Linked DNA regions of Homo sapiens: region 1 is linked to region 2. Evidence: chromatin contacts called from ENCODE Hi-C or POLR2A ChIA-PET data. All regions are on one chromosome and are shown on one strand. Each heading gives the region's core, a stretch centred on a gene start or an enhancer-like site at or near the end of the contact. The rest is flanking DNA. Distances are from core to core; before and after follow the strand shown. Region 1 holds the start of TFPI (tissue factor pathway inhibitor). Region 2 holds the start of CALCRL (calcitonin receptor like receptor).

Evidence for each region. A loop is a pair of places that touch in the nucleus more often than their neighbours do. ChIA-PET counts read pairs that join two places held with the same protein, here RNA polymerase II (POLR2A). Pooled maps may share reads with other maps.
Region 1: a loop to region 2 is called in a map of endothelial cell of umbilical vein, with 1.8 times the contacts of the local background. The contact joins the promoter of TFPI here to the promoter of CALCRL in region 2. A Hi-C loop is called at or near these places in 1 of 168 maps with a recorded cell type or tissue (endothelial cell of umbilical vein) and 1 of 50 pooled maps. POLR2A ChIA-PET finds 5 or more read pairs at or near these places in 3 of 52 experiments (GM12878, HEK293 and common myeloid progenitor, CD34-positive).

Annotation. Positions count from the first base shown.
Region 1 is chr2:187,551,960-187,557,312 of GRCh38, reverse strand. It overlaps TFPI (tissue factor pathway inhibitor), which reads left to right and starts at 2,878. Exons shown (of 8, transcript NM_006287.6): 1 at 2,878-3,113.
Region 2 is chr2:187,445,907-187,451,255 of GRCh38, reverse strand. CALCRL (calcitonin receptor like receptor) reads left to right here and starts at 3,004. Exons shown (of 15, transcript NM_005795.6): 1 at 3,004-3,217. The region is part of intron 2 of CALCRL-AS1 (CALCRL and TFPI antisense RNA 1); the gene reads right to left.

The DNA of each region.
Region 1 (5,353 bases), core at 1,629-4,128, 110 kb before region 2:
TGGCCGGGCAGGGGGCTGACCCCCCCACCTCACTCCCGGATGGGGCGGCTGGCCGGGCAGAGGGGCTCCTCACTTCCCAGTAGGGGCGGCCGGGCAGAGGCACCCCTCACCTCCCGGACGGGGTGGCTGGCCCGGCGGGGGGCTGATCCCCCCACCTCCCTCCCAGACGGGGCGGCTTGCCAGGCAGGGGGCTGACCCCCCCACCTCCCTCCCGGACCGGGCGGCTGGCCGGGCAGAGGGGCTCCTCACTTCCCAGTAGGGGCGGCCGGGCAGAGGCACCCCTCACCTCCCGGACGGGGCGGCTGGCCGGGCGGGGGGCTGACCCCCCCACCTCCCTCCCGGACTGGGCGGCTGGCCGGGCGGGGGGCTGATCCCCCCACCTCCCTCCCGGACGGGGTGGCTGCTGGGCGGAGACGCTCCTCACTTCCCAGACGGGGCGGCTGGCCGGGCAGAGGGGCTCCTCACTTCCCAGTAGGGGCCGCCGGGCAGAGGCGCCCCTCACCTCCCGGACGGGGCGGCTGGCCGGGCGGGGGGCTGACCCCCCACCTCCCTCCCAGACGGGGTGGCTGCTGGGCAGAGACGCTCCTCACTTCCCAGACAGGGTGGCTGCTGGGCAGAGGGGCTCCTCACTTCTCAGATGGGGCGGCTGCCGGGCGGAGGGTCTCCTCACTTCCCAGACGGGGCCGCCGGGCAGAGACGCTCCTCACCTCCCAGACGGGGTCGCGGCGGGGTAGAGGCGCTCCTCACATCCCAGACGGGGCGGCGGGGCAGAGGCGCTCCCCACATCTCAGACGATGGGCGGCTGGGCAGAGAGGCTCCTCACTTCCTAGATGGGATGGCGGCCGGGAAGAGGCGCTCCTCACTTCCTAGATGGGATGGCGGCCAGGCAGAGACACTCCTCACTTTCCAGACTGGGCAGCCAGGCAGAGGGGCTCCTCACATCCCAGACAATGGGCGGCCAGGCAGAGACGCTCCTCACTTCCCAGGCGGGGTGGCGGCCGGGCAGAGGCTGCAATCTCTGCACTTTGGGAGGCCAAGGGAGGCGGCTGGGAGGTGGAGGTTGTAGCGAGCTGAGATCACGCCACTGCACTCCAGTCTGGGCGCCATTGAGCACTGAGTGAACCAGACTCCGTCTGCAATCCCGGCACCTCAGGAGGCCGAGGCTGGTGGATCACTCGCGGTTAGGAGCTGGAGACCAGCCCGGCCAACACAGCGAATCCCCGTCTCCACCAAAAAAATACGAAAACCAGTCAGGCGTGGCGGCGCGCCTGCAATTGCAGGCACTCAGCAGGCTGAGGCAGGAGAATCAGGCAGGGAGGTTGCAGTGAGCTGAGATGGCAGCAGTACAGTCTAGCTTCTGCTCGGCATCAGAGGGAGACTGTGGAAAGAGAGGGAGAGGGAGACCGTGAGAGGGAGAGGGAGAGGGAGACGGAGAGGGAGAGGGAGAGGGAGAGGGAGAGGGAGGAGAGGCGAAACTTTCAAGAAAGAAAATCTGATTGGCTGAGCTTGCCTCTACCTGAGCTACAGATTCCTCAAAAGTTTAATCAAGGTCCATGGTGGTACCAAGAAAAAAGGACTTTCCTCTACAATCTGAGTGAGATGATAGCTTTGATTGTGGTTGAGGGGCAGGGCATGAGGTAATAGGAGATAAGTTATTAACATGATATGAAATCCAGAACATGAGTGAGAAGGCAGCATGGAGGAGGATTTATGCATTTTTGCTCTAAAGGCAGACTGCATGACATTAGAATCACAGCTCCACATACTGAACTCGATCTTCCTAGACATGTGAAATGGGCATACAAAGAGGACCTTCTTTATAAGCTAGTTGTGAGAATTAAATCGATAATTTATGTTCCAGTCACCACCAAATAATTATTCAATATGTATTAAAAACACTCAAGATGAAAGGTTACCTTTTACAGAGAGGTCTAAGGAAAGCAAGAAAAATTGAAGGCACAAAGAATCTGAGATGCAGAAGCAAGAAACTCCTACATTTTCTGACCAAATGTCTTCAGCCTTCCTGGCAAAGTAGATTCTGCCCATTTATTAGATCTCTAGTGATCTTAGTCTGATATGACCATAATTCCAATACAGAGACAGTACGGATGAACCTCAATGATAGGGACATACAGCAGAGACTCTGGTTGACATCTGTAAATATTTACATATTTTGTAGAATAATAATAATAGAAATACAGAAAACAGCGATAATGATAGCCAACAATTATTGGAGGTTTGCTACATGCTGGGTCCTGCCTTAAGTACTTTTTATGTATTAAGCCATTTAGTACTTACATCAAGCCCAGAAACTTTTATTATCGACATTTTAGGAACAAAGGAACTGAGGCATAGTGAATTCAAATAACTGGGCTGAGTAGCCAAGTTAGCAAGTAGCTAAGGTAGGGCTCAAAGCCTGACACCTGCAATAGATAATGCATTACATTGTCTCACTAAGAGAGACCTCCAACGGTAGCCCTCAGACTTTTAAAAAAAATAAATACATTGACAGTGGGTGAAACAAATGAAATAACTTGAAGAAGAAACAAACTGCAAAAAAGCTTATTAACAGTGTAATAATAAATATGTAATTTTTTAAACCCTAACTCTAGGGGGAAAAAAGCATTCTTTTTCAACTGATTACAAAAACAATCCTGGAAAGTAAAGGAAATAGCTATTCAAAATGATCGTATCTGAAATCTTGGTGTAAGCTGTTTCCTTCATCTGTTTCCTCCACTAAAAAAAAGAAAGAAAGAAAGAAAAAAGAGGTTTAGACTAAATAGAGTCAGAGTTGCAGTGACCTAAACAGGAAGTTGGGCTATTCCCAACTGCCAGTGATCTCTGAAGCCGACTCTGAGGCTCCCTCTTTGCTCTAACAGACAGCAGCGACTTTAGGCTGGATAATAGTCAAATTCTTACCTCGCTCTTTCACTGCTAGTAAGATCAGATTGCGTTTCTTTCAGTTACTCTTCAATCGCCAGTTTCTTGATCTGCTTCTAAAAGAAGAAGTAGAGAAGATAAATCCTGTCTTCAATACCTGGAAGGAAAAACAAAATAACCTCAACTCCGTTTTGAAAAAAACATTCCAAGAACTTTCATCAGAGATTTTACTTGTGAGTACCTGGCAATATACTGTCTAGCCCATAAGAAATAACTTTAATTTCTTTTTCTCGGGGGAAAAGCAGGGTGCTGAGAGGCAAAGAACTGATAGGGGAGGATCACTGTTTATTTGCGTAAAATGAAAATCAGCCCTTCCCTGTAAACAGAGTAAACTCAAACTGCAATCCAAACTTGAGTTCTCAGCATTTTGCATTTAGTTCTTAAGCAAATTTATGTGCAATTTTTATGATTTTAAACCATAAACATTTTTGTAACTAATTGGTGTATGTAGCTTTTTTATAATTTGAAGATTGTAGTAGAATTCTTTACTAATTGTGCTTGGTTAATTGGAAGTTCTTGAAAGTTCGGTTTACCTTTCCATTTTATTTCATAACATATAAAATAGAGACTGTTATTCTTCTATTCAAATAATCTTTCAATACTATTAGTTGATGATATTTAAAATGAGGTATAACCATTAAAATAATCGTAATCTAAATGGAATATTTTATGCCAGCATTAACTAATCTCTCTAAGGAAATATTTTACAATTCTCCAAAGACCAAAGGTCATATTCTGAGATACTTAAACGAGAATACTTACGATCAAGTCTATGTTGTGCAATTTTGTAAATTAAAACAATAGATAACATGCCTACATGATGTACTGTTATGTTCCTGTTATAAAATGTTTGCTTCTAGTGAAAAATGAAAGCATATAATACAGCAGTAAACAACCACAGAAATATAATGAGAGAAACAATTATTTAATTATGAAAAAGCACTCATTAGTATAAAATAATTACCAAAAATAAGGGCCAAGAGTACTACCATGTGGGAAAAAAGAAAAGATAAGCAACAGCCACACTGTGACTCAGTGCTCTGGAAATTAGTCACAAAATGACTTTGTATAACATGAGATAATATAAACACAAAGGGCAAAACTCAAGCAGGAAACATACTGCCCAGAGAGTCATATTTCATGTGTAAAAGCATAATATTTACATGAAAGGGGGAAAGTTGTGACAATTTTGAGAGATACTGCAAAACTTTTGAATAAAATGTGTTAGGGAGGCAAAATCTCCCTAACACATTTTAAAGATTATTTTAAATCTATCATTCTAGTGCATGATTATTTCAATATACAGTGTCCATATCTCATCTAATCCTTAAACTAAAGAGGGATAGTCCCTGAAATTTGGCTGAGTTTGAAATGTTAATTTGTGGCCTACAGCTTAATAAAATTATATGAAATATAATTAGGGATCAACAAAGATTGAAAAATATTAATGTAAATACAGATAACTAATCAAGTAATTTTAAAATAAGAGTAAAACTTTAAAATATTTATTTTTACTGATTTGAGTAGTTATATTGGAAAACCAAGTTTTTCTACTTCAAGTGACCACAGAATCTTGTTGGAAAAGTTTAATGACATATACTACTATTTGATTCCTATCTCTATTAGGTATACTGAATTGGACAAGTTTTTGTTTTGTTTTGTTTCTTTGTTTTTAAGGTACAGTCTGATATCTTTTGTTTTACCACCAATGACTAAATCAAAACTCCTTTGGAAATGTGGTTCCTGTCCAAATGGATTATGTTATCAACTGGTGTTTGATGGTCTGACTGATTGTCCATTTATCAGTCAGATAATCATTTAAGGAAATGATTATCATTTGCTTGTTGATTGTACAACTATTTTGACTTAAATCTTCTGTCATAAAACTTATTGTTAAATTAATAATACATAAAATGATAACATATTTTGTAATAAACTCTAATTTTCAAAACAGCTTAATTATCTTAAAAATTAATTTTCTAATCTTTAGAAATCTTTTGTTTACATCTTTCAAATTCAAGAGGTAAGTGGGCAGGATGGCAAACTAATGGAGAAAAAATGCCAACTTTAGAGACTTAATTTAATGCCAGAGTGCCTATCCATCTAACCAAATAGTAAATATGCTATCAATTCCTTAGGAATGGTTGGCTGATTAAATTCAGTGTCACAAAATTTTAAGGTATCTTTCAACTGATATCTCTACCTAATACAAGAAAAAAAATGCAAAGTAAACATCCTTACAAAAAATAAAAAGGAACAGACAATATGAAAAGTGAAGAAAATTACTTAGACTAGGATTTTCAAAAAAATCTTATCAGTATAAATTAATTAAATTGAATTATAATATAGGTTAAAATGGGTTAATTATATCATCAATTTATTTTTTTCTATGTGGACATGATCTAAGAATTGT
Region 2 (5,349 bases), core at 1,755-4,254:
AAATAAAAGCACAAATCCTGCATGTAGGATGCTAAAATGAAAATGTGTGACTGTCCATCATTACATGTATATATTTCTACACTTATACACCACTCCTCACTTCTACAGAAAACCTTATTGCAGTGCTCTGCATCATTACCTCTAGATTCTATGTTAGCAGCATCAGTTGCTAATTTCACAGAATTTGGCCCTTGACTTCTCATGTGCTAGTCAATCTGTTCATTAAAGGACTAGATAGCAGGGAACATTCTATTTTTACTTATCTCACTAAAACACAGTTAGCACATTACCTAGCTCAAAATACAAATTTGGTCACTACTAATTAAATTATTGCAAGTGGCTTTAATGTCTTCTGAAGAAAGATTATAATATATAAATCCATATAATGCCACGTTGGCTCAAAATTGCTTCATTGATTATTGAAATGTTTTCATTTAGCTCTGCTACAGTTTTCCAAACATTTGCCTTCATGTTTCAGTAGGTATTAGAGAAGTTTTTATGATCTATCTTATCACTTGCTCCTACATAACTTAGAATACCCTGAATGCCTTCCTGGAAGTCCTTGTACCATTTATTTTTTCTGAAGTTTATAAAATGGCAGCTCTTGAGGATTACTAGGATGCAATTTTCCTGTTATGTCTAAATAAGAATTAAAGATGATATTAATAAAATTTATCAAGGAGTCTTCATGGACTACAGCCATGGGCCCATGTGTACGTCAACTTAAATATAAATGATACAACTTCTACTAGACACCCCATAAAGTATAGCACTTGATAGAGAGTAGAAGAGAAAGAGCATTGGATTAAGGGTCTTATGACATGAGCTCAAAACATGAATTTTTTTCCTTCAGTAGACCTTACTAGTATTGGGCAAATGAAATCAATGAATCTCACCAGGCGCAGGGGCTCATGTCTGTAATCCCAGCACTTTGGGAGACCAAGGTGGGCGGGTCACCTTAGGTCAGGAGTTTCAGACCAGTCTGGCCAACATAGTGAAACCCTGTCTCTACAAAAAAATACAAAATGTTAGCTGGGTGTGGTGGCGGGCGCCTGTAATCCCAGCTACTTGGGAGGTTGAGGCAGGAGAATTGCTTGAACCCGGGAGGTGGAGGTTGCAGTGAGCTGAGATTGCGTCATTGCACTCCAGCCTGTGCAACAAGAGCAAAAACTCCATCAAGAAAGAAAGAAGGAAGGAAGGAAGGAAGGAAAGAAAGAAAAATGAATCTTTGGAAAGACGAAAATATCAATGCTTTTATAAACATATTGGGAAAAGTTTTAGTTTTCCATGATTTAATTAAATTCAAAAACTATATATTAATCTCTTTATAGGATTCATATATTACACTTAGCATGGAAGATGAGAAGACATGACCCATTATTACTTTCATATTAAATCTAGTATTTGTTTTTCTCTGAATTTCAAGATGGGAACATGAAGCCTAAAAAGCTTTGTCAAGATCACACCAGACAGTATCAGAACCGGTTCACCAGTGTAACTCAGTTTCTTACAAGTCTTTTCTATTAACCATAATTATAGAGATGAAAGTATATCTATTTTTTATATGTCTGTATTTTGTAATCAATATTGATCTCACTGGTCTTAAAATCAAAGATTGTATAAACATTTTCTTCCACTAATTCAGACAATAAAAATGTCAACATGAGCACCCTGCTTTAAAAACATGATATTCCTGAATTTATTTTGCCTTTACCTCCTTTGTCTGCCTACAAGGTGTATGGCACCTCATTTTATCCTGGAATTGCACTAACAATTTACTAAGAGTTGAATGATCCTCACCGTATCTTATCTATTTCAAAATGTTATGAAATTTGTCGATTCAAAGCCTTAGACATAAAATCTATCTCTTCTAGTTTATAGATGAGAAAATTTATGCCCTGATAAATTAAGTGACTTTTAGTGCTGTTTAGGTTATAGGGATTATAATTATTGCTTCATATCGAACATTTACCAAATTATAAAAATGATAAAAGCATTTTAAATTTACATTTTCCCCTGATCATATCCAATGATGTATTAAACATATTCAGGAAAAACTATGCTTTGAGATGAAATTTTGTCTAAGAAATAAAGTATCCTTTGTATTTATATTATTTTATAATATTATGTTTACAACATCTATATTTTCTTTAAGATTATATTGACTTACAAATATTGTGGTATAAATTATTTTATATTATAAATAACATAATTATACCAAATATTTTTAAATGTGTGCAATAATTTTAAAATTATGAATTATTCAAAAGGCTATTTTGTCAAATATATATACTTATATATTATAAAAGAAACACTCTATACACACACATACACAACCTGAATTTATAACACATACACTCATGTTCTTATGAAGAAGGTAAAGGAAAAAATAAAAGATTTAAAAACTGCAGGATAAAGTTTCTTGATCTAATTAACTGATTAGGAACTGCACTTAGGAACTGATGGAGGAACAGCACCCAATTAGCAGAGCTCCAAATTAAGAAGAGCCAAATCACAAAACCAGTTATGATGAATACAGTTAATTTTTTTTTCTGTGTTGTGCTATGAACACAGATTTGTTAGATTTTTTTTCCTGGATACTTTGTAAGCTATAATTCAACACACACACACACACACACACACACACACACACACACACGCCTAACTCCTTTGATTCTTTGAGCAGAATACTATATTCAGATTTCCTTCAAATCACAAGTAGCTTGTTTGGCAAGTTCTAACAGAACTCAGTCAAGGTGAAAGCCAGCCAGCTTTTTACTGGTAACAATGTATTCACACAGCCTATGATCTCTCTCTGTTCAGGCTGCTTCTTGCTCTTGTCTCACAATAAGAAAGGAGTGCTGCTTTCCTGGGGTATGCTATTTGAGAAAGAAAGTAACCTAACACTAACTGCAGGCGGGGTCAGAGTGATGTAACAGGAAGCTCTGATGTTTCCCTTCTGCTGCTGATCACTTACAATCTGACAACACTTACAATCTACTCAGAACAACCTCTCTCTCTCCAGCAGAGAGTGTCACCTCCTGCTTTAGGACCATCAAGCTCTGCTAACTGAATCTCATCCTAATTGCAGGATCACATTGCAAAGCTTTCACTCTTTCCCACCTTGCTTGTGGGTAAATCTCTTCTGCGGAATCTCAGAAAGTAAAGTTCCATCCTGAGAATATTTCACAAAGAATTTCCTTAAGAGCTGGACTGGGTAAGTGCACATTCAAAATAAATATATTTATTCTAAGTAGTATTCTCATATAGTTTGGCAATGTTTCTATTATAGAATTTAGTAGATAGCACTGAAATAATGTTGAAACATAGTCTCACTTATTTCACATGCTAGAGAAAATACAGCCTACTACCCCAACATGAATACAAAATCTAATACTACTAGATAATATTGTTTACCATGGTATTCTAGAAAATAAATTTAGCAAGTATTAAAAATCTAAATGGATTAAAAGACATATTTCTGAACAAATACCTTAATCACAGAACAATGTCTTTTAAAATTAGCTCTAATATTAGCTAAGCTTGAATCTTGACAACTGGAAAACATTTCTCCCCCCGGAAGGGTCTTTAAACTTTCCATGTTATCAGCTGTAAGAAAGAGGTGAAAGAATAACTACTTAATGGGTCTCGGAGTCTCACTTACTCTGTGGTTGATCATAATGCAGAGTTTTGAAAAGTAATCACTTTGTATTTATTACATTTGCTTTTATTTGCCTTTCACCTTTATTTACACATATATCTGTAACTACTGAACTAATTTTTGTGTTCATTGTTGCCAGATGTGTTTAAATCTCTCTTCTGCTAACCCTGAACTGTTTGCTCTTTATTTGGATCATGGTGTCGGCTACAAAGAAAAAAAAAAACCTAGAGTTTAGGAAATGTAGATTTTTAAAACAATTCTTAATTTTGAAATCTTTAAGAGAATACTTCAACTTGACTGGTTCCCCTCTGCAAGCTTTTGGAGGGGGGTGTGATACCACGATATCTGTGGATAAAGAAACGTGACAGCTTTCCCAAAGAAGTATATTAGACGATTAAACAAAGAAATTAAAGTATTTATTAAAAAAGAATTTCCAGGATGGAACTTACTGAAATGTTGGATAAAACATCTGTTAATGCTCATTCCGATAGTACAGACTGTCCTGAACAATTTAAGAAACTAATGTCTGCTTAATAAATTGTTTGTGTAGATATATCACAAATTTGTTGCTGGAGAAAGTTTGATGTCAAATTTTAAATGATGTTGATAGATATGATTTTTAAGTTATATATTTTCTTACCTAAATGCAATTATACTTTCCAAGATGTCCTGCATTGGAAGCATCCTGTACTTAATCACTTATATCTGGCACATTAATAATAGACTACAAACATCCTGAGTAACTCCTCAGTAATTTACAACTCAATTTTTCCACAAATTCCTCAATATAATGAAAATTTAAATTAATTCTTAGATTTGTGATTCTTTAAGAGTATCATGGCTGATTTCTCTCTCTTTTCAATCTTCAGTTGTACTGAGTTCCCTGACACATGTGTAGAAATGGGAAAAGTGTTTTTAGAATGTGACTTTAGCCATTATATAAATGGGGGAGAAAGTGGAAACAACACATTTACTAACCCAATGACGTGGGTTAGTAACAAAAATTAAAACAACATTATTTTTAATTCAGATTATTTTCTTAGGAGGTATTATATTATGATCATATTTTATAATGAGAAACTCTCCAAACTTCCTTAATTTTTGTTTAATTGCTAGTCCCAAACCCATAATTTTCTTGTATAATTTGATTAAATTTTTATGAGTTTACTAACAGTATGGTTTATAATCTTTGTTTTCCAAAAATACTTTTGAAAAACACTAGGCGATGAACATTGAAGGTCATTAGCCAAAGGAAATATTTGAGGACATAACTGGAAGTTTGAAATAAAAATTCATATTATTGTATTCAAAATGTGCTTTCTTTAATGATAAGAAAATATCAGAATATCAATGCATGCTTTTAGCCATAAAGAAATGAATTTACTTTGCTAGAAGATGTTTCCTTGTAGCATCATAAAATCAATGCATTGAGCCTACAGTCAATGCTAAATATGTAAAATGAAACATAGAATTGAAATAGTATGTGAATAATGTGAGCTGAAATATGTTTTACCTGAAATATTCTATTTCTTAAAGAGATAATGTTTTTGATTATTGTTACAAGATTTTTTTTCTATCTTACATACCAAAGCATTATACTAAAAGTTAAAATATGTAGATTTTTATAATATATGAAACTGTTCATTCACTTTGAAAAATTGGAATAACAAAAACATTGTTTAAAATAA